Linked DNA regions of Homo sapiens: all the other regions are linked to region 3. The links are chromatin loops, found by intact Hi-C in ENCODE. Cell type or tissue: left ventricle myocardium inferior. All regions are shown on one strand. Each heading gives the region's core, and the rest is flanking DNA. Links, peaks and the distances in the headings are about the cores only. Region 1 has its middle 120 kb from the start of ELOVL6. Region 2 has its middle 130 kb from the start of ENPEP. Region 3 overlaps ENPEP (glutamyl aminopeptidase).

Region 1 (7,525 bases), core at 1,348-6,347, 200 kb before region 3:
GAAATCACTTCAAATTTAGTGCCAACATCCTTTTGATCCAGAAATTTTTGTTTGAGAAACTTATTGAGCTCCTGTCCTCATTTTCTGCCCACCTAAAGCTGCTTCTCTACAGTGGTTCTCATCTTGGTTAAGGACAATTCCACTCTTCCAGTTGCTCCGCTCAGAAACCTTGGCATCAGCCTTGCATCCATCTCTCTTTTACCACATCCAATTCACCAGCAAATGCTTCTCACTCCTTTCATTGCTATCACCTTGTCTCTTACCTGTGTGATGGCAGAAGTTACCTAAGTCTTTACCTTTTCCTCCTTTTCTATCAATTCCCAGCATAGTTGCCAGAGTGATTCTGTAAATATGTAAGTCAAAAGGCTTATCTTTTAAGAAACACAATGAAGTATTTACAAGTAAAATTGTATGGTGTTTGGGATTCGCTTTAAAACACTGGAGCAAAAAACACTGGTGTGGAAAGAGATAAGAAAAATTGGCAAAATATTGATGAATGTTGAAGACAAGTTATGTATGCATAGGGCCTTATTGTTCCATCCTTTATAGTGCCCATAATAAAAAGATTTTTAAAAATGTCAGTCACTTTTAAAAGGCATAGAGTCCTTTCTCTTCTCCATTCATTTATTGCTCATTTAACACGTATTTCCTGAGTACCTACTATATGAATATGAATTATTACCTTCTGTCCTCATAGAGCTTACACCTTCAAGTCTTTACTAATATTTCACCTTCCCAGAGAGGACTTCCCTGGACACAATTTTTTTAAAAAATTGAGATAAAATTCATGTAACATAAAATTATTTTAAGGCTGGGCATGGTGGCTCACACCTGTAATCCTAGCACTTTATGAGGCAGAGGTGCGTGAATTTCTTGATCTCAGGAGTTCAAGACCAGCCTGGGCAACATACTGAGACCCTGTCTTTACAAAAAAATACAAAAATTAGCCTGGTGTGGCTAATTTTTGGTGGCGTGTGCCTGTAGTCCCAGCTACTTGGGAGGCTGAGGTGAGAGGATCACCTGAGCCCAGGAGGTGGAGGTTGCAGTGAGCTGAGATTGCACCACTGCACTCCAGCATGGGTGACAGAGCCAGACCCTGTCTTAAAAAAAAAAAATTATTTTAAAGTGTACAGCTTAGTGGTATGTAGGACATTGACAATGTTATACAACGATCACTTCTAACTAGTTCTAAAATGTTTTTTATCACCCCAAAAGAAAACACTCTGTCCCCATTAAGACAGTCGCTTACTCCATTTTAAATCATAACTGCCACACTCTATATCCTCTTTCCCTGCTTTAATTATTTCTGTGTAGAACTCATCACTATTGTATTAGTTTCCTAGTACTGCCGTATCAAAGTACTAAAAACGAGGTGGCTTAGAACAACAGAAATATATCATCTCATAGTTCTGCAGACTACCAGCATGAGATCAAAGCGTTAGCAGGGTTGGTTCCTTCTGAAGGTTTAAGAGAGAATCTGTCCATGCCTCTCTTCTAGCTTCTGGCTTTGTTGGCAATGTTGGTGTTCCCGGTTTGTAGGCCCGTCACCCTGATCTCTGCCCTCATATTCACATGGCATCTCCCTATGTGCGTGTATCACTGTGCATAGTTCCCCTTTTTATAAGGATACTAGTCATATTGGATTAGGAGTCCACCCTACTCCATATGATCTCATCTTACCTTAACTAATGAAACCTGCAATGACCCTATTTCCGAATAAGGTCACTCTCTTAGGCTCTAAGGGATAAGACTTCTACATAGGTATTTGGAGAGGACACAATTCAACCCATAACACCATGCAACATGCTATAGTTTTAACTAATTATTTTATTTTATTTTTGGAAATGGATTCTCACTCTGTTGCCCAGGCTGGAGTGCAGTGGTACAATCTCAGCTCACTGCAACCTCCACCTGCCAGGTTCAGACGATTCTCCTGCCTCAGCCTCCCGAGCAGCTGGGATTACAGGTGCCTACCATCACACCTAGCTAATTTTTGTATTTTTAGTAGAGATGGGGTTTCACCATGTTGGCCAGGCTGGTCTCTAACTCCTGACCTCAAGTGATTTGCCTGCCTTGGCCTCCCAAAGTGCTGGGATTACAGGCGTGAGCCACCACTCACGGCCAACACACTATATGTTTAAATTATCATGCTTACTGTTTGTTTTCCCCCAGTTGACAAGAGGGCAGGGATTGTCAGTCTTCCCAACCTAGCTGAAAAAAAAAAAAGGAATGAATGAACAACCAACAACTGGAACATGAGCTCCTTGAAGACAGGGAATTTGTCAGATTTGGATTCTGTTAAATCACCATCATCTACAACAGAGTGTGGCACAGAGTAGTCCCCCAATAAATGTTTGTTGGATGAACCAATGACATTTAGAGTCAGATAGACTAATGTTGCCTTTATTGAATAGACTCTATGATAAGCAATGAACATAGCAATCACTTATGGGGAAAAAAAGGACATCTACCTTTCTAAAAATCAGGACATAAGCACATTTTTACTGCAGGAAATGTTCTATTATCTTTATTCAGGACCGTTAAACATTATGTCAAATGACTAATATGCTAGAAAAACTGGGATTACTACCTTAACTCTTTCCTTAAGTTTCCAGAGATGAGATCTGAAATTTACTGCATTTCCCTGGATGAATTATTTTCTTTTTTATTTAAGTTATAAAAGTTATTATATTATTATATTATTATAAAACTCTATATTTAAGTTATATAATATCAGTTAGACAATTTTTTGGGTAGTAATTACAAACTTACTTTGTATAGAATAAATACAGTCAGGTGAGGTGGCTCATGCCTGTAATCCCAGTGTTTGGGGACACTGAGACAGGCAGATCACTTGAGCGCTGGGGTTCCAGAGCAGGTTGGGCAACATGGCAAAACCCCATCTCTACAAAAAATACAAAGACTAGGCAGGTGTGGTGGTGCATACCTGTAGTCCCGGCTACTTGGGAGGCTGAGGTGGGAGGATCATGTAAACTCAGGAGTCAGAGGTTGCATGCAGTGAGCCAAGGTAACGCCACTGCACTCCAACCTGAGCCAGACCCTGTCTCTAAATAAATAAATAAATGGAGGTAAGGTATTTAGTTCACCTGAAGGATAGTATGCTCAAGGAGACAAAATTTTGTCTAAATTCACAAGGACATTTTCAAGAAAAATAAACCATTTGTGCTTGGCAACATTGGGGGCCCTTTGATCTAATGTCCGTCTCGTTTAGTCATTCATAACTTGAATTATCTTGAAACACTCCACTGACTAACGTGAACCTGCTAGGAGGTGCATTCCAGGCCAGAGAATTGTAATTCATGCCCAAGTATTTCCACTGCTTAACTGTGTCATTTCACTTCTCTAAAGCAGTTGAAATCTTGAAATCACTGTAAAGGTGAGTGTAGTAATGTAATTTGCAAGAAGGATAAGGAGAAGAAGAAGAAAGAAAAAAGAGAAGAAGAGGAAGAGGAAGAAGAAGAAGATGAAGAGAAGGAGGAGGAGGAGGAGGAGGAAAGACAGAAAGACAAAATTGAGATTGCCAGATTAAAAAATTTTGTGTGCAGCTAGGCTCAGTGACTCATGCCTGTAATCCCAGCACTTACGGAGGCCCAGGCAGGAGAACTGTTTGAGGTTAGGTGTTCAAGACCAACCTGGGCAACATGGCAAGACCTCATTTCTACAAAAAAATAAAAATTGCCAAGTATGGTGATGGTGTCCCTGTGGTCTCAGCTACTTGGTAGGCTGAGGTGGGAGGATCGGCAGGAGATCGAGGCTGCCATGAACCATGATCACGCTGCTGCACTCCAGTCTCGGCGACAGAGTGAGACACTGACTCAAAAAGAAAAAAGTAGGGCCGGGTGCGGTGGCTCACACCTGTAATCCCAGCACTTTGGAAGGCCGAGGTAGGCAGATCACGAGGTCAGGAGATCGAGACCATCCTGCCTAACACGGTGAAACCCCGTCTCTACTAAAAATACAAAAAATTAGCCAGGCCTGGTGGCAGGTGCCTGTAGTCCCAGCTAGTCTGGAGGCTGAGGCAGGAGAATCGCTTGAACCTGGGAGGCGGAGGTTGCAGTGAGCCGAGATCGCGCCACTGCACTCCAGCCTGGGTGACAGAGCGAGACTCTGTCTCAAAAAAAAAAAAAAAAGAAAAAATTTTTGTGTGATAACATGGGAATTATAACAAAGTTCAAGAAGCTAACAGCCCAAATCAGTAATTCCATTGAGATCAGAGGGCTGACAGCAGATGGCGCTATTCCATCTTGACTTAGCCATTGTGCAAGCAACCACCTTGGAAACCACTGAAAGGCAGCGGCATCAGTCTCCTTTTTTAGCATCGGAACTTGGACAGGTGACCCAGAGTTAAAACTTTTAAATGAAGGAATATTTTATCCTAGTATTTTATTTTCATAAAAAAGAACTAACGCAGTGGCTTATGCCTGTAATCCCAGCACTTTGGGAGGCTTAAGCGGGTGGATCACTTGAGGTCAGGAGTTCGAGACCAGCCTGGCCAACATGGTGAAACCCCGTCTTTACTAAAAATAGAAAAATTAGCCGGACGTAGTAGTGCGCGCCTGTAATCCCAGCTACTCAGGAGGCTGAGGCACGAGAATAGCTTGAACTCAGGAAGCGGAGGTTGCAGTGAGCCAAGATCCTGCCACTGCACACCAGCTTGAAGCATAGAAAAATTAAAGTACTGAAGTAGATTAAAATGGGAAAATGTGTTAGAAGTTATTGTGTGGGTGTTTTCCTACCATGCCTGGAAAGCTTATTCTTGTTTGGCATTTAATTAATTCAGTTCACTAAAAAATAATTGAGTGCTCACATGTATCCAGCACAGTTATGGTTGCTTGGTGTACATCCATGAACAAAAAAGACAAAGATCCCTGTATTTGTGGAGCTTCTATTGCATCAGGGAGAGAAAGACAATAAAAATAATAAATAAGAAAATAGTACAGTGTGTTAGAAGGGGGTAAGTGACACTTTGGAAAAATAAAGGCAGGGCATGGTAAGGGGGCTCAGGCATCCTGGGCAGTGGGGAGGGTTTGATTTTGTATAAGGTATTTTATTCATTGAGGAGATGACATTTCAACAAAAATATAAAGGATGTAAGGGAGTTAGCTAGGTAAATATCCAGGGAAAGAGGAGTTCCTGCAGAGGGACTAGACTTTACAAAGACCTCAGTTTGGGAGCATGTTTGGTTTGTTTAGAGAACTCAACAAGATGGTCAATGTGGCTGCAGTGGAGTGAATGAGAAGGGGAGCAGGAGAAGATGAGGTCAGAGAGGTGAAATAGCGGGCAGATCCTGGAGGCTTTGCAAACTATTCTAAGAAATCGAGTGCCATTGTCAAGTCTTGAACAAAGGAGTAATAAAATCTGATTTATGGCTTTTTTCTTCTTTTTTTTTTGAGATGGAGTCTCACTCTGTTGCCTAGGCTGGAGTGCAATGACATGATCTCGGTTGACTACAACATCCGCCTCTCGGGTTCAAGTGATTCTCCTGCCTCGGCCTCCCGAGTAGCTGGGATTACAGGCATCCGCCACCATGCCAAGGTAATTTTTATATTTTTAGTAGAGATGGGGTTTCACCAGTTTGGCCAGGCTGGTTTTGAACTCCTGAATTCAGGTGATCCACCTGCCTCGGCCTCCCAAAGTGCTGGGATTACAGGCATGAGCCACCGTGTCTGGCCTGGTTTATGTTTTTAAAAGATCATGCAGTCCTGTGATAAGAATAGTAGACTTTAGAGGGTCAAACATAGAAGTTGGGAAGCTAGAGAAGGGGCTATTACAGCAGTCCAGACAAAAGCCCAGAGTGGCTCAAACCAGGTATTAATGGAAATAACAATGGAGGTATCAGGAAGTAGCTGGATTCTGGCTATTTATTTTGACATTAGAGTTGACAGATTTTTTTTTTTTTCTGATGGATTGGATATTAGATGTGGGGATAAGAGAGGTGTCAAGAAAGATTTGAAATCTTTTGCCCCCAATTAACTGGAATGACGGGGAAGACTGTGGGAGGAGTGAGTTTTGAAACACAAATTGGGTGTTGTGGGCTGGGCGCGGTGGCTCACGCCTGTAATCCCAGCACTTTGGGAGGCCAAGGCAGGCGGATCACGAGGTCAGGAGTTTGAGACCAGCCTGACCAACATGGTGAAACCCCATTTCTACTAAAAATACAAAAAATTAGCCGGGCCTGGTGGCGCACGCCTGTAATCCCAGCTACCTGGGAGGCTGAGGCAGGAGAATTGCTTGAATCCAGGAGACAGAGGTTGCAGTGAGCCGAGATCGCGCCATTGCATTCCAGCCTGGGCAACAGAATGAGACTCTGTCTCAAATCAATAAATAAATAAATAAATAAATAAATAAATAAATAAATAAATTGGGTCTTGCAAGTTGAACACATTGATTTTGAGATGTCTACCATCAACTGCAATAGAAAGGTTATGGAAAGTAAGAGTTTGGAAGGAAAGGCCAGGGCCATAGTTTTGGACATACTGAGTTTGGATGTCTATTAGCCATCAAAGTGGCAAGAAAAAGCTTCTGAAAATTTTTGAATGTGAAATTGATAATCCGTTTCCATCAGTGTAGGACACCTCAAAACAGCAAAGACTGGACTAGAGAAAATTATATAACTAGAGGCTATTATAACCTGGGCTGGATAGGAAGAGCCTGAACTTGAACTGGCAGTAGACGTGGAGATGGGCAGAAGGACAGTGACTATCCTGCAGGCAGAATGTCCAGGACTTAGTGGCTGGTTCGACTTGTTGGGTGAGAAGGAGGTAAAATGCCTGATTTATGGGAAGTGGTTAATGACAGTAAAAGAGAAGAGATGAATTTCAGAGGACGTCTTTTTCTCTGTGTTTTTATTTGTATATTTCTTCCTAAATTCTCTTGTATCCTGGAAATTAAAACAGAAAATTATCATTGTATCTTTTCTATAAAGTCTCAAAGTCAAGGGAGGAAACTGGGAAATACACCCTATCAGATTTAAGAGAAAAAGACCTCTGATACTGTCTTTCCTCCAATGATTCTTTAAAAAAATCAATTTTAAAAATTGATAAAGAAAATTTGTATATATTTATGGTACAACATGATGTTTTGAAATATGCATACATTGTGGAATGGATAAATGGAGCTAATTAACATATACATTACCTTATATAATTATCAATTTTTGTGGTGAGAACACTTAAAATCTACTTTCAGCAATTATCAAGAATACAGTACATTGTTATTAACTGTAGTCACCATGTTTTTCAATAGGTCTCTTGAACTTATTTCCCCTAACTGAAATTTTGTTATCTTTTGACCAATGTCTCTCCAACCTCCTACTCCTTCAACCCCCCAACCCCTGATAACCATCATTCTACTCTCTGCTTCTACGAGTTTGACTTTCTTAGATTCCACGCATAAGTGAGACCATGCAGTATTTATCTTTCTGTTCCTGGCTTATTTTATGTAACATCATATCCTCCAGGTTCATCCATGTGGTTGCAAATGACAAGATTTCTTTCCTTTAAAA
Region 2 (7,525 bases), core at 1,046-6,045, 170 kb before region 3:
ATTAGAACCTTCCTGCTCTTATCTGAATAAAATGATCATGAGTAAAGACTATATTTTGAGGTTATGTATACTTGTCTCTTACTCTCTTTCTGTCCCTCTCTTTCTCATTTTCTGGCATTTCCTGGCTTACTTCTGAGGAGAAATCAAATTTTTAGGTAAATAAACTCATCTATTGTTGGTGGAAATTACAATTACTTTGACCTTTCTGTGCATTGACTGTGTTTGCAATTCTAACACTCATGTTGATAACATGCTTTATGACAATTCCAAAAACTGAAGAAATGCCCTCCAATGTGTCAGCTTTCTTAAATCAACTTTAGTAAATGGATTTTTGTTTTTCTACATTACCACCTCTTCTAAAGGTCTCTGATACCATGTGGTTAGGAAAAAATTTTCATATAATAGAATTGCTTCTGACCTTTTATCTTACCATACCCTCAAAATTATGCTAGGCTTTATATGCCATGGTGTGTGATATAAATTTATTTATAGATGGAAGACCTTACTGTCATTTTTTCAGAAAATAATTCGCAGATATGATCATTTTCACAAATGAAGAAGTTAACATTCAATGAAAGAAATTATAGACATGGTAATAAAAAAGTGCAGCTCTTTCTTCAAATGGAAAACTATAGACATTAAAAGTGTTATGAATTAAAAGAGACTTAAAAGGCAAAAACTAGATGTAATAGGTGTACTTTTAATACTAATTCGAACAAATTCAACTGTAAATAGATAGATATTTTGAGGACCTTAGGTAATTTTGGATATGAATTGGATACTAAATTAATTATTATTGAAAATAAATTATTACTGAGTTAGGTACAGTAATAGTATTATAGTTAGGTAGAAAAATGCCCATATCTTTTAGGGTGGTACCCTGATACATTAAGGTTTAAGATGTCAGTAAAAATAGAAACAAATGTTAAAAATAATAATTGTTACATCTGGGTGATAGGTGTATTCTGACATTTTTTATAATAAAGTTAAAAATGTCAATTAAAGTGTACGTGTTTAGTAAAGAGGGAAAATATTTTTGGTGAGATTTTTACTGAAAGCCTTTATTTTTTCTTTTAACATCAGAGAAGATTTATATTTAGAATTCAGGAGCAATTTCCAGTGACAGATCACTTTAGCTTTTTCTGTCATTCAGTTAGAAGCTAGTGACATTTCAATCTGAATGAAAAATACTCTGAAATTGAAGGACCACCAAAGCACTCCTGAATCTAACATATTTTAAATACAAATGATTTCTGAAATTAAAGTAATTGATGGCAAAATCTGGTGAGGAGGCTGTCTTAGTTTTTGTTTGCTCTTGTAAGGCAATGATGGAATATTCAGTAATGGCTGTGTTAGCAGTCTCTCTTTTATGGTTATTGACTCTGTCTTCCACAGCTTGCTGCAGTAGTAGTGATAGTGACATGAGACAGACAAATTCCTAGGCAGACAGGGATGGGTCCCTGGTGAAACCAGACCTTCAAGCCAAAGCCAGTTTAAAATTTGAAAACTGAGAGGCTAGTTCAGGATAGAGCCCACGACTGAAGTGAGAACTTCTATTCCTGTCTTACCTTCTCCCTCCATTGGTTCCTTCTGGATAATGTCTTTTAACCAGTCAAATTGTGCTTTTTCCAAGCTTGCCCATGGACCAATCAGCACACACTCCCTCATTCTAAGCCCATAAAAACCCCAGACTCAGCCTCACAGGCAGCTATGTCTGCTTTTGGGGTTCCCTCTTGCAGCTGTGAGCTTTTCTTCTGTCACTCAATAAAATACTTCTCTGCGTTACTCACTCCGTGATGTCCACGCACATCATTCATCTTGGTTGTGAGACAAGAGCCCAGAACTTGCTGAGCTGCAGACAATGGCAATAAAAGAGCTGTAACATGCTCCTGCTCATGGGACCACAGGAGAAAGAGAGCTGTAACACCCCCCACCCCACCACCTCACCAAGCTGCAGGAACAAAGAGCTGTGACATTTCTGGAGGCTCAGATGTTGGGACTCCTTGAGCAAGAGCTGTAACACCTTTGGGGCACCACAGTTGCTATCATCTCTGAGTTTTTGGGTGCCACCATGTTCCCCTCATCTAGATGCTGGCACCCACCATGGAAGCTGATCACGGCATGCCCAGTCCAGCAGTGGGCTGAATGTGGAGCTGTGGCAGGAATGGGATCTGAGTGGGCATGAGCCAAGCACAACCTGCAAGGCTGAGCAGGTAGAGTGAGCCCAGTGGGCCCAAGCAAGGCCGGATAGAGGCAGTGGTGGCTACAGAGATTTCCAGCTGACAAAGCAGCACTCATGAAATCCTGTAACACTAGAGCCACACCCAAGTATGGACCAATATCAGGGTGGTAATTCTTCAAGATTAATATTCTGTTACAGGAATCACCAAGTCAAGTGGTACGGTCTACTGGCAGACAATCAAGTGCAGAATTTTCTCAGTTTGGTCATCCCAAATAATTAAGTCTAAATTCTGGAAGCCCAGGAGTGCAACTTGGTGGATGGAATTAGGGCAAGTCAAGAGAACCTATTAAAAAGGAATTAAATTGAAGTAATAATTAAATCAAATTGTGGGCAACAGTCCTGCTTTTTTCCCTGCAATGTTATAGGATGTTTAGTTCTTCCCCTGAATAAATTATTCAAGGCCATATTCACCTTGAGCCCTCTTGCCTTTCTTTTCAAAATCTCCATATTCTACTATAGTTCCAACAAATGGAAACCAGTATTACATTTTACATATTTTTAAGAGTTATTATGGCAGATTGAAATGAGCACAAGCTTTTGAGTTGGAGTCGGCCATGTTAAGTTTGTGTTGCAAGTTATACATAAAGGTGGAGTTATCCAGAAAGAAGTTAAAAATGTGGGACTGGAGATGGTGGTAGAAGTTAGGATTGAAAATCTTAGAGGCAGGGGTTGAAACTGTAAAAATGAAAGAGGCCTGGTGGTGGGGGTAGAGTGTAGGATATAGAATAGTATGGAACACACATGTTTGAACCTAGATGAAAAGCTCCATTTAAAAATAGCTAGAGAAATGAAGCATGAAAATTAGCCTCTGAAGAAGTAGGAAAGGCAGGAGAAAAACAACATAACCCAGAAAACCCTAGCAGTACCAGAAGTAAATGGTTTAAAAAAATATTGCATTATGGAGATGTGAGCTATAGAAAGACTATTGAGGAGGTTGGAGAAACTACTACTGAATCTGGCATTCAGGAGCTTATTGGTGATTCTCAAGGGAGGAAGATTTAAGGTATGACTAATTAGTAATTAAAAATTCCACCCCTGCTCAAGAACAGTAAATAGAGTTTTGTTTTGTTTTTAAATTTGAGATGTTTGAGTACATTTATAGGTCAAGGAGGATTCACAGAAAGGGGAAGAATGATGATGCAAACAAATGAAAAAAAGATGATGGATTCAAGAATTCAGAATGAGAAATTTTCTTGCAAGAGAGAAGGAGGAATATCCAAAGAAAATTTTAGTTTGCAAACTGAGGTGCTTATTTTGATATGATCTTTTTCTTCCTAGTGAAAATAAGAAGCTAGGAAGTTCTAATGAAGAGAAGGGGAGGTCATTTCAACAGCTATTAACAATTTTAAAATCTGTTTTATTTTTTCTTTAAGATTGGTGGAAGGCGTTTTAAGCTTTCATTTATAAAACGACTTGCCAAGATCACAAAGCTGGTATTAGAGCTGGCGCTAAGCAGTGTGGGGCTAGGGCTGGGAGTGATCATTGTATAGCAGTGAGTTTTTCTCTTCTTTTTATTTTCTTTTGTCTTTCTCATGTCTTTTTTCCTTCTTTCCTTTCTTCCCCCTTTCCTTCCCTTCTTATTTTCTTTTTTGAGTGGCTTTATTGAGGTACAATTATGAAATCACTCACTGTTTGTATAATTAGATGATTTCTAGGAAGCTCATATAGCTGGGCAACCATCATTGCAATCTGGGTTTAGGTCATTCCTATTACTCCAAAAAGTTGCTGTGTGCCATTTGCAATCAGTTTCACTCCCAACCTCAGGCCCAGACAACCACAGATCGCTTTCTATCTCTATGGATTTGCTTTTTCTAAAAATTTCATTTAATGGAATCATAAAATATCTGATCTTTTGCATCTGGCTTCTTTCTTTGCATTGTTTTTCAGGTTCATCATATAGCATGTATCAGTAGCTTTTTCCTTTTTCTTGCTGAATAATATTCTGTTGTATGGATCGACATTTTGTTTCTCCATTTCTTCCAGCAACATGAGTGTGTTCATTTCACAGGAACTGGCATCCTCTTCAAAAGAAATTAATAGATGATTCAATTGTGAAATATTTTCATAATTTCTGCTTTAGTTGACCTATAATTTCTTCCTTACACAATAGCCAAGATATTCTCATTTATATTATGAGGAGTGTATTATAAACATTTTTTTCTAAACTCATGCAATTCTTGAATACAAACTTCACAAATCCACTATTAAAGCCCTCCTAGTTTTTGGTGGAGAATAAAAGATAATGAGTTTCTCTGACATGCTTAATACTTCCTTCTGGAAATGAAGATTAGTTGATATTAACTGAACCAAGTAAACCAATTAAGATGATGATGATATGATTAAAACCCTTAACTGTATTTTACTTTTTACAAACTTTTATATCATTTCAGTCAATTCTTTTAACAGGCCCATTGTGGTATGCAGGAGTGGTATTTGAATCCTCATTACAGGTAATGAAACAGATTAAGAGAAGTTAAGAGCTAAAATCTCATAGGGCTGAAACTCAAACCTAAGTGCCCCGGTGCTGTTTATATTCCACCCACACACTATTCCATTCCCCATGTGTCTTGTCTTATTCTAGGTGTCTGTGTGTGTGTGTGTGTGTGTGTGTGTGTGTGTGTGTGTGTGTACGCATGTGCCTGTGGAGCCCAGTGCCAAATGAATATATGGGGCACCTTGTTAAAAATTATTGAGTATTTCAAGATGGCGACAGCAGAGTCTTAAACCAAATACAGGGCCCTTGTGAGCACAGGGTCCTCTTGGGCCACACAGGTTGTGTGCCCATGAAGCTGGCCATGAGCTTGTGAAAGAATGCCCTATTCAGGAAACTACTGGTAAGATTGGAGTGTCAGATGTGGAAGTAGAGAAGCAAGGCAGAGTTACTGCTCCCATCTATTTACTCTGAGATGGGAGTAGTAATATATAGAAGCCAGGCCACTAAAATTTTATGTTCCATGCTACTATTTTTAATGTATTCCAAAGGCAGAGAAAGTCACCTAATAATTTTAACTGAAAGAATTGCAATCACATTTATATTTTAGAAAAAAATCAATCTGATCTATATTTCAAGGACGGATTTTCAGGTGTGAAAATGAAAAGAGGAATATAAATTTGGGGAGAAATATCAGTATTCCAGGTTAGAGGAGAAGAGGGCCTCAAGGCAGTGGAATTTGAAATGCTGAAGAGGGGGTGACGTGGGGGATCCTGCTCCTTGCCTTTGAATGCCTTGACAGCCAGAAGCACTCTGGCACCTCATTGTGCCTCAGTCTGGAAAGTCCCTCCAGAGAGCAAGCTGGGGGCTGATGGTCAGGCTGACCACATTTGCATCCCTCCATTAGGAAGCATGGTGGTGGGCTGCCAATGTCTAAAAACAATCACTTCATGTATTTTTCCCAGTTTGAATTTCTTTTAGTTGTTGAAGGGCAAGTCCAGTAACAGTTTATTCATTATGGTTGAGTGGAAAACTGTGGTTTATTTTTAAATTTAGTAATTCAGTAGCTTCATCTGAGATAGTATTGCCCCCGGTGGGTTAGTTCTCCGACATCCTGGGAGTCATTTCTGGAGGGTGGTGGAATAAGAAAGCATTTTTAAAATATTAAATTAGGTATCAACTACCTTTCTATCTCTCTCTCTCTCTCTCTCTCTCTCTTTCTCTCTCTCACACACACACACACACGCACGCACACACACACATTCTTGAATGCTTTATAGAATGGGAGAAAAAGGCTCAGAACTACAGATTCATTCACATAATGTGAAGCCTATTTAAGTATACTCATGAATGTGTCACACATTTGAACTTCATCTTTTATGTGTAGCAACAGCAGATGTTGAAAGTATAACCCCAACGCAGACAGACATTATGGTAAAGCTTTCAATGGGATAGGGAGTAGAGATTTACTGTCATCACTAAACATGCAATTGATTTCACCATTCATGTGAAGTGCTAAATGAGATTAATTTGTTAGTCAACTGGAGCCCTGTGTGAACTTTAGTATATGTCAGTAGTCTCTTGGGAAAGGATGTTCCACCTTATGATTAGGAAGAGAAGACTCAGGTTAGGTTTAGGGGATCAGAAATTGTGGGTGGGAAGAGAGAATGATCTGTCTCTGAGATCATGGCTCACTGCTCTGGTAATTCAGAAGGAGCGAGCTGCAAACAAAGGCCATCTAAGGCTAAGAGAGAATTACAAATCAGTTGTATTGCCAGAGAGGTGGTCTCTGCTATGCTATCCGTTTATACTTGGGATTAGTGAGAACTCCCAACTTCTTGCAGTTATCTGATGAAACAAATGACACTTGCTATAGTACAAAGTCATTTTCTCATGAGTATCATGTACAGCTTCTACGGAAACCACGCAGTTTTGCAATGGTAGGAAAGTAAATGTTTATTTGGGCTTGGCATAGAACTAGATACCAAATTTTCTGTTTCTCAAGAGTGTTTTTCTTTGAAAGAACTCTCCCCGTCTTTCCTTTTTTTCCCCTTTTTTTAGAGTCCTTTGGCCTCTGATCCCACAAAGGCATCAGTCTCCACTTCAATAACTTCTATCCTATAATTTAAGAAAGCTGACATTATTTGGAATTCTGAAATCAATACCTGCCCAGTCAGCATTGCCCCTTATAGAGATAACTGTCTGTATGATTCACACAGTAGAGAACGCATAAGCTTTAAATCAACCATCCTGCACTTGTTCAGCAATTCTATATCCTTGCACTAGTATTTAATTAGTTTATAGGAGCAAATCTATCATGTATGTATGTTAACTATAATTAGGTATAGCATGAAGAAAAGTGTTGTTCTTAATAAATCTCTTTGCATTGCATTGTATTGTGAAACATTGATTTTTCAGAAGAAAATTATCTTCCAGGAAGAGAAAAAGGGTGACAAAACTCTAGATCTCCAGTTTCCAAATTCCACTACTTCTCTGCACCACAGTAGTTTGGCTATGACTATTACTTTAGATCTTCAGGTTAAGCTTTCCAGGAGTGTTTTTTTTGCTTGTTTTTAGTAGTTAGAATATGATGCCATTATATAACTTTAGATGCTTTAAATTGTGTTGTCTAAAAAATATTTACCAAATATTTACTGATGCTTACTATGTATAAACTATCATCCCAGGTGAAGGGGTTACCTGTAGTTTTTACAAATCAAAGCAAACTGTTGCTTTAAAAACAAATTATCTTTCTCTATGGAGCCTAATATGGCAAACAGACAATCTGGAGCAACCTAGACCCCACAGGGCTCCAATGCCTATGATTGTGTCTGATGCTGGCTTAGGTACCG
Region 3 (7,525 bases), core at 1,709-6,708:
GAACTAAAGGATAAACTGCCAATATTTTCTTTCATTAATTATGAAGTATCCAAATTCCAATAACAAGTTAATATTAGAAAAACCTGAACATCAATATTTGGCAAATTGATATGCAACCTCTCTTAATTCTTAGACCAAATCTGTGGAGTGATGTCATCATTCTCATTGCACAGATATAGAAATAGGGCTTGAAAAGTTTGGCACATATCCAAAAGTCACACAGAAGTCGCAGAAGCAGAATTCACAGAAGTTGATGTCTTCTCGGCCTGTCATCTGGGGGAAAATTAAAAGGAATTAGAAGTAGAAGAAGGGCATGAAATCAATATAGCTCAATCAGTGCAAAGTATGATTAATTTGAAGACCTAATGTTTAAGTAACTTAAGTCATTTATATTTATTTTCCTCCAATTTTTCTTATATATGGTATTTTAGTTTATAAACTAGTATAAAGGAAATACTATATTCCTTTGGCTCATTCTTTCATTTCAGCGTGACCAAATGTTACTTGAAGATGTATTACCTGTTCAAGAGGATGATTCTTTGATGTCTTCGCATCCAATTATTGTGACTGTGACAACCCCTGATGAAATAACATCTGTTTTTGATGGAATATCCTATAGCAAGGTGGGAGAAATAGAACATTGTTTTGAACATCTTCCTGTTTAGTGACTTTTCTTTTAGTGGATACCTAAAAATGGTAAGAATGGTCACACTGTGCCAGTGAGCTTTGGAAAACAGTGTAGAAGTTATTCTGAGTGCTGAATATTCAATAGTTTGTACTTTTCAGTATAATTTAGTGCTGGTCATTGTCACAGAATTTTAAAAGAGATTTTTAAGAATTTCTCTTTACACATTTGTATATAATTATTTTCATTCTGATAATTTAATATTTAGACTTGAAGCATCACATTTCAAATTGTTTTATTTGATTTTTTAAAAGACAATAAATCTTTTTCTTCTATGTGGTCAACAAGAAATGCTGTATATGTGCACAGCTTTCCTAGTAGAACATTTTAATGCCTGCAATAAACATTTAAATCCAACTCAGAAGGAAATACTTTTATTCCTTTTTAGAAGATGTAAAGATGAATTTGTTAGCATATTGTAGGTGAGGATTTTTTCTTCACTAATATTTTATGAAAAGTTGCTGGAAATCTGTAACTCCAAGATTTATGTGACACATTCTGTCCCACAATATTTCATATAGTCTCTCCTTCAAACATATTCCACATCTGTATGTAACATAATTTAAATTTTATTTTAGTCATTTTCTACTTCAGCTTCTCATGGGTTTCCCACTACACTGAGATGCTTAGAAGCTACTGCATGCTAATACATTTTGTTATCCTGAGTAATACCTAAAGTCTTATTTGAGTCAAAAATATTATAATTATTAAAATGAATACTTGAGTGAAAAAGCTTCTATGTATTAGCATTTGAAATTCTTAGCATCATATTTTTGACTTTCCCTCTCATATGATTCCCATGGTGTATGTTCAGCCTTCTTGTATTCATTTTTCTTTGATATTATGAATGATTCCTTTTATCTTTATGTCGAAATGAAAATTTCGAATCCACTTATAGCCTATTCTAATTATTCACATGGGAGAAGTTTAAATTTATTCAATCATTTTTCCCCTTAGTCCTAGATACTCCTCAGGTTTAAGATATTATGTCCAAGATAAATAAATGTTTCTAGGCCTTTAGCTTTCTAAATAGGTATAAAATTAATTTAGAATGCTTAATAACTTACAATAAAAATTACTAATTTAAGTGGGGGCAGTGTTCTTTTTTCATTCAGTTACTTGAAAATTGATTTAAAATATTACAAATTGTGCATTTCAGTACTAACCTTATAACACATAAAAAGAAAGTACAGAGCCAAGATGTTCATCAGATTCTTCAGATGAAAGGAAAGCAAATGAGATAGACTACTGAGAAGAGAAAGATTATATGCCTAAATTATGTATCCATGTATATTAAGCTATTTGACCAGATAATTCCTTGACTATCTACTTCCCTCTGCTAAATATAATTCTTATTTTCAAATATGAAAATATATTTAATAAGTTGGCAGAATTTTACCCTGAAACTACTTTCCTCATTCATCAAAGAATGTGATTTTTTAGACTATTTCTCTTTCATTAAGAAAGCCCCATCTGCTGGTTTATTTGGGGAAGTGCAATAATTATTTGAATCTGAAGTCCCTGAAATGATGGCCATTTTAGCAATTTCTCTTTACCTTTTAGTTATTTTAGATGCATAGATACAGGGACTGTGCCAAGTGGTATTTTCATCCTAAAATCATAGAGCCATATAATTTAGCAGAATCATCTTGAGGAACTAATCTCACAAATATGATCATGAAATACTAGTTGCAAGAGTAATAACTGATCATTGTTCCTTACATAGCCTTTATTAGTTTCATTTGTCTTTTTATCCCCATTGTAGGGATCTTCTATTTTGAGAATGCTTGAAGACTGGATAAAACCAGAGAATTTTCAAAAAGGATGTCAGGTATGATTTATTACTTTTAGTGATATCAAAATTAAACTACATTGATATGTGGCTGGTGAATGTTAAGATATGTGATTAATCAAGGATAATTTCCTTTTTAATCTCTTTACTGAGGCATAGATAATATAGCAAAAGATAAAAACATGATTTTACATCCAATTGAGTACCTACATTGTATCTGTAATGATCATTTAGCAGAAGTCTCATGGAGAAGTTGAAACAGATTACTTAGTTATTTTTGAAACTCCTTACATGTGTCTTAGTCAGCTTGGGCTGCCATAAGGAAATACCATAGACTGGGTGGCTTAAACAATAGAAATGCATTTTTCTTGCAGTTATGGAGGCTGGAAAGTCCAAGATCAAAGTGCTGGCTGATTCCGTTTCTGGTGAAGCCTCTCTTCCGGGCTTGCAGATGGTAGACTTCCCACTGTGTCCTCATAGCAGAGAGAGAGAGAGGGAGAGAGAGAGAGCACTCTGGTGTCTCTTATAAGGATACTGGTTCCACCATAAGAGTCCCAGCCTCACGATATCATCTAAATGTGACAGCTCCCAAAGGCTTCGTTTCTAAATACTATCACACTGGGGGTTAGGGCTTATATGAATTTCAGGGAATACGATTCTTTCCATAGCAACATGATATAAACATCTAAATTTATCTATAAAGGTCATTCCTTATACTGAGTACAAGACTTTTCCCTTATTATTAGATTAGAAAAGATCAATATTAGTATGCTTATTACAATGGAGTCAGTGAATAAAGAGGCTTGCTTCCTTTTGGTAACAGAAATGACAATAAACTTTCTGAAACATTTCACACATCCCACTTAAGCGTATTATTCCAGGAGATGTTTCTGTTTCATTTTCGTTTTTCTAACAGACCCTAAGCCAATCGTCCCAGGTTTGTTTTTATTTTTAATTTTATCAAAGTAGCTACAATGTGTCCCTATAACTGCCGTCTCTGCAGGTTGGCCCCATTCCAGCCTAGAAATGAAGTTCTCTTCCTACTCTTTCCCTTCCACCTACATCCTGCCTGCTGCGATAACCCAGGTAGTCAGGAGTAGCAGTGCTGACGGTATTCATCCCAGAGAGCAGAAAACAGGTTGGAGAAATGCCCCCTGCTGGCTGCCACAGAAAGTACTTCTTCTGTATGTGATTCCCCAGGAGAAGGTCACCATTCACATAGATCTCACTCCCATCAAGCCTTCTTATGTGGCATTTAGCCCTCTCTACACTACTCTAAAAGAAAACGGCCCCCTTCTACCCAATAGTGAAACATCTAGGTGATTATTAAAGTAAGAAATAAAGTCAAGATTTCGGAAATATTTGGAAGTATATCAGTATATTTTAACCCTTTGTCTATTAGTAAAATATTTTGTAGAGACATTAGGTGCAAAGAGAGAAGCTATGTGCTTGTGCTTCTGCATCATGAGAACATCTTGTAACTTTTCCATAAGTTTCAAACTCAAATGTTATCATATATTCCCTCACTGTAAGCATTATTATTATTATTATTGTTATTGAGACAGAGTCTCGCTCTGTCGCCAAGGCTGGAGTGCAGTGGCGTGATCTTGGCTCATTGCAACCTCTGCCTCCCGGGTTCAAGCGATTCTCATGTCTCAGTCTCCCGAGTAGCTGGAATTACAGGCACCACCACACCCGGCTAATTTTTATATTTTTAGTAGAGACGGGGTGTCGCCACGTTGCCCAGGCTGGTCTTGAACTTGTGAGCTCAAGAGATCCGCCCGCCTCGGCCTCCCAAAGTGCTGGGATTACAGCCATGAACCACTGTGCCCTGCCCATTGTAAGCATCTTTAATCAGGGACTCTGTCTTCTATATCTTTACCCATACTGCAGGGCCTAGTTTAATTACACATGTTACGTCATCCTGAAAATGTTTGTTAAATGAATGAATGAGTGAATAGCCTATAATAAATTATACAGGACATAGAAATAAAGAAGATTCATTTTCAAAAATTAAGTTAAAATTCAGTTTGTATAGTTTTGATTCTAAATTAAATTGTAATTAATAAATAACAATTTTGGCATCTTCAGAGCTGGCTTCAAATTAAATAATCTTTCATATTGACTTTGATAGAGAAGTACTAAGATTCCTTGAAAATGAATAGCTATCCTAATAATTCCATAAAACTCTCATATTTCCTTTAACCTAGTATCTATGTTATAATTAATTTAAAAAACCGGTTTTGTCTAAAATTAATAATTCTTAAGTTAAAAGTCTTCCTTTAACTGTGATCACAGATGGTGCTAAAAACTGAACTATGAAGAATAGATATTAATATTTCATGCCATTATAGTGCTATGGAATGAATTTACACAAAACACCCAAACACCCTTTTCCTTCAATCTTCAAACACTAGCTAATATCTGAAAATAGTATATGATCGATATGGACCACATCCAATAAACCCTCAGACCAACTGGAACATAGTTCCATAGTTCACATAGTTTGAGCATCCCAACAATATCCTCCTTGAGTTGTCATCATCACTCTATGATTGTTGCCCTGAAATCCCACAGGCTATGAATGGGAGTTCAAGGTATTTCTGTTGCAAATACTAACTTTCTGCCCAAAGTGACTCTTTATTAGCTAACCTGGTGTGGAACTAAATCTGGGGCTGGCCATTTGTCTATTCTCTTTCATGCTCATCACCTTGCCCCAAACTCAACCTCAAACAGCAAAATAGGTGCAGGATGGGGGAAATAAGAGCAAAATTATCAACTGGAAAATCTTTAAGGCTATACATGTACATAAAAGATGTAATAGAGAAGGGGACATTCATAACAATATGTGGTCATGAAATAGAAACCGAGAATATATTCTTCCTTTCTTTTTCTTCTAGTATCAGTAGTACTGTCAATAAGACAGGAATGGGTCAGCTGGAAAATGTCTTTTCCCTTCTTGGGATACTAGTAACAGAAACATTGTTCGTTTCCTTTTGTGCTCACTGATTCCAACTAATAATGAACTGTGACCTAGGTCATCGTGTAATTTTGACTTGAATGATTACATGATTATTCAAGGTGAAGAGGGAAGTGTCTTAATATAGAATATTCAAAAGCACTAATCTAGACAATATAAAATTAGTACCTTTTAATATGCTGATTACATAAATTTCCATTCAGCCTGTGGTTCATGAGAAGCAAGAAACTGCAATTTTAAAAGCAGTAACAACAATAACAGTGATGAAAACCACACACACTGATCCAGGGTTCAGAATTCTCCTCATCATAATCTCAGGCAAATCTCTTCACCTCTGAAGGCACCCAGGTAGTTAGGGAGAGCAGTTTCCTTCACCTCAAAATGTGGGAGCTTTATTAAATAATATTTAAAGTCCCTTCCAGTTCCACGATTGCATGGTTCTAAGCTCAAGACCTTGTAGTAGTCAAACTCCTCTAAATTAATTTTAAAAGATATTCAATAGAAATTGTCATCAAAACACAGCTATGGTTATAACTATTACTATGCCAAGTATTCAATTATTATTATTTAAAAATATTAGACATTTGATTTACCAAATATTCAATTATTTTATTAAGATATGATGAATGATTTGTGCAACTTTCTGTAATGAATACCTAAAAGTGATTGCTGCTTCTCCCTTCCTTTGCCTGCCCTCTGGTGGTAGTGCCAAGAAGTGAATTAACCAAAAGAACAAATATGGAGGCAGCATTCCAAAGTGGCTTCATCCCTCTTCCAGGCTTCTTGGAGTCCTTCTAATACTGTTTTATCTCTATGTCTGAAAAGAAGAGGAATTTAGGAGGTAACGTGATTTAGGTACAGCACCTACTGAAAATTATAGCAACTTAGAGTGAAAATGATATGTGCAAAGTTAACATTAAGAACACTGAAGATGGTTCCATTTTCTATCAAAGACCTCCACTTTCAGTCAGGACAATTCTAGAAAGCAACAGAGGAGTGATACAGCAGGAACTTAGGAAAGTTTACTGGCAAACTCCAAGTGGCTCCCAGTTACGGGATTAGAAGACTGGGAATTTTTTCTGGGGATAAATCACACTATATTTGAAAACTCACATATAGAAAGAGGTTTTGTAAAGAAAATTGCCAAAAGAAGCTTAAATCTAAAAGACTTGTACTTTAAAATATTTGAAGAGTGAAGACTTATGCTTTACAGTGAATAATGTCCCCAATTCATCCACCACCACCACCACCACCACCATCATCATCATTATTATTCAAAAGGTTGTATATTTATTTCCTTAGAGCAGAGATCAGCAAGCTACTGTCTGCTGGCCAAATCTGGCCCACCATCCATGTATTTTTTTTAAGGCTCATAAACTAAATATGGTTTCCACATTATTAAATAGTTGAAAAAAATCAAAAGAAGAAGAATATTTTATGATACATGAACATTGTATGGAATTCAAATATCAATGCAACAGCCGTGCTCATTCATGTACATGTTATCTATGGCTGGTTTTGCGCAATGGAGGTAGAATTGAGTAGCAGGGGTTCAGTTCATCTTGTGAAAGTATGAGAAAAGCAAACATTGACTTCTAACATGCTGATTATTTTTTACACACAGATGTACTTGGAAAAATACCAATTCAAGAATGCAAAAACTTCTGATTTTTGGGCAGCACTGGAAGAGGTAAGGAAGAGTATATGTCCCCAAATATTTCTTTGTCTGATTTACAAATGGCTTACCAATCATTTTCTAATCTAACTATTCTATCCTTTTATTTTCTCATATTTGTTAATTAATTAATCTCCATTTTGTTTTCAATCTTAGGCAAGTAGGCTACCAGTGAAAGAAGTAATGGACACCTGGACCAGACAGATGGGTTATCCTGTGCTTAACGTGAACGGTGTCAAGAACATCACACAGAAACGCTTTTTGTTGGACCCAAGAGCTAACCCTTCTCAGCCCCCTTCAGATCTTGGGTAAGGCTCTATAATGCATTGAAAAAAACACAGAAATTTGGCAGAAATATTGGTAATTTGTTTATATCCTATTGTTGAGTACATG

Evidence for each region. Hi-C counts contacts between places; a loop is a spot of excess contacts. Peaks named below come from ENCODE experiments on the same cell type or tissue, not always from the same donor. Only the 100,000 strongest peaks of a DNase experiment are listed, where the experiment ranks them.
Region 1: a loop joins it to region 3, with 3 times the contacts of the local background. A loop is called at or near these places in 70 of 110 quality-filtered maps.
Region 2: a loop joins it to region 3, with 2.2 times the contacts of the local background. A loop is called at or near these places in 47 of 110 quality-filtered maps.

What each region holds. Positions count from the first base shown.
Region 1 is chr4:110,311,405-110,318,929 of GRCh38, forward strand. No RefSeq gene overlaps it. Among named protein-coding and RNA genes, the nearest start is that of ELOVL6, 120 kb to the left of the region's middle. RefSeq lists a silencer at 4,089-4,383. In left ventricle myocardium inferior, for the core only: a CTCF peak has its summit at 4,256 (motif pointing right); a DNase peak (open chromatin) is centred at 4,267.
Region 2 is chr4:110,341,414-110,348,938 of GRCh38, forward strand. No RefSeq gene overlaps it. Among named protein-coding and RNA genes, the nearest start is that of ENPEP, 130 kb to the right of the region's middle. In left ventricle myocardium inferior, for the core only: a CTCF peak has its summit at 2,935; no DNase peak of the experiment used is centred there; H3K27me3 peaks cover 430 bases.
Region 3 is chr4:110,512,927-110,520,451 of GRCh38, forward strand. It overlaps ENPEP (glutamyl aminopeptidase), which reads left to right. Exons shown (of 20, transcript NM_001977.4): 7 at 489-623; 8 at 2,451-2,516; 9 at 7,082-7,147; 10 at 7,289-7,440. Among named protein-coding and RNA genes, the nearest start is that of ENPEP, 41 kb to the left of the region's middle. RefSeq lists an enhancer at 2,007-2,176. In left ventricle myocardium inferior, for the core only: CTCF peaks have their summits at 2,156, 3,636 (motif pointing left), 6,152 (motif pointing left), 6,351 and 2 weaker places; a DNase peak (open chromatin) is centred at 3,615; H3K4me3 peaks cover 993 bases; H3K27ac peaks cover 622 bases.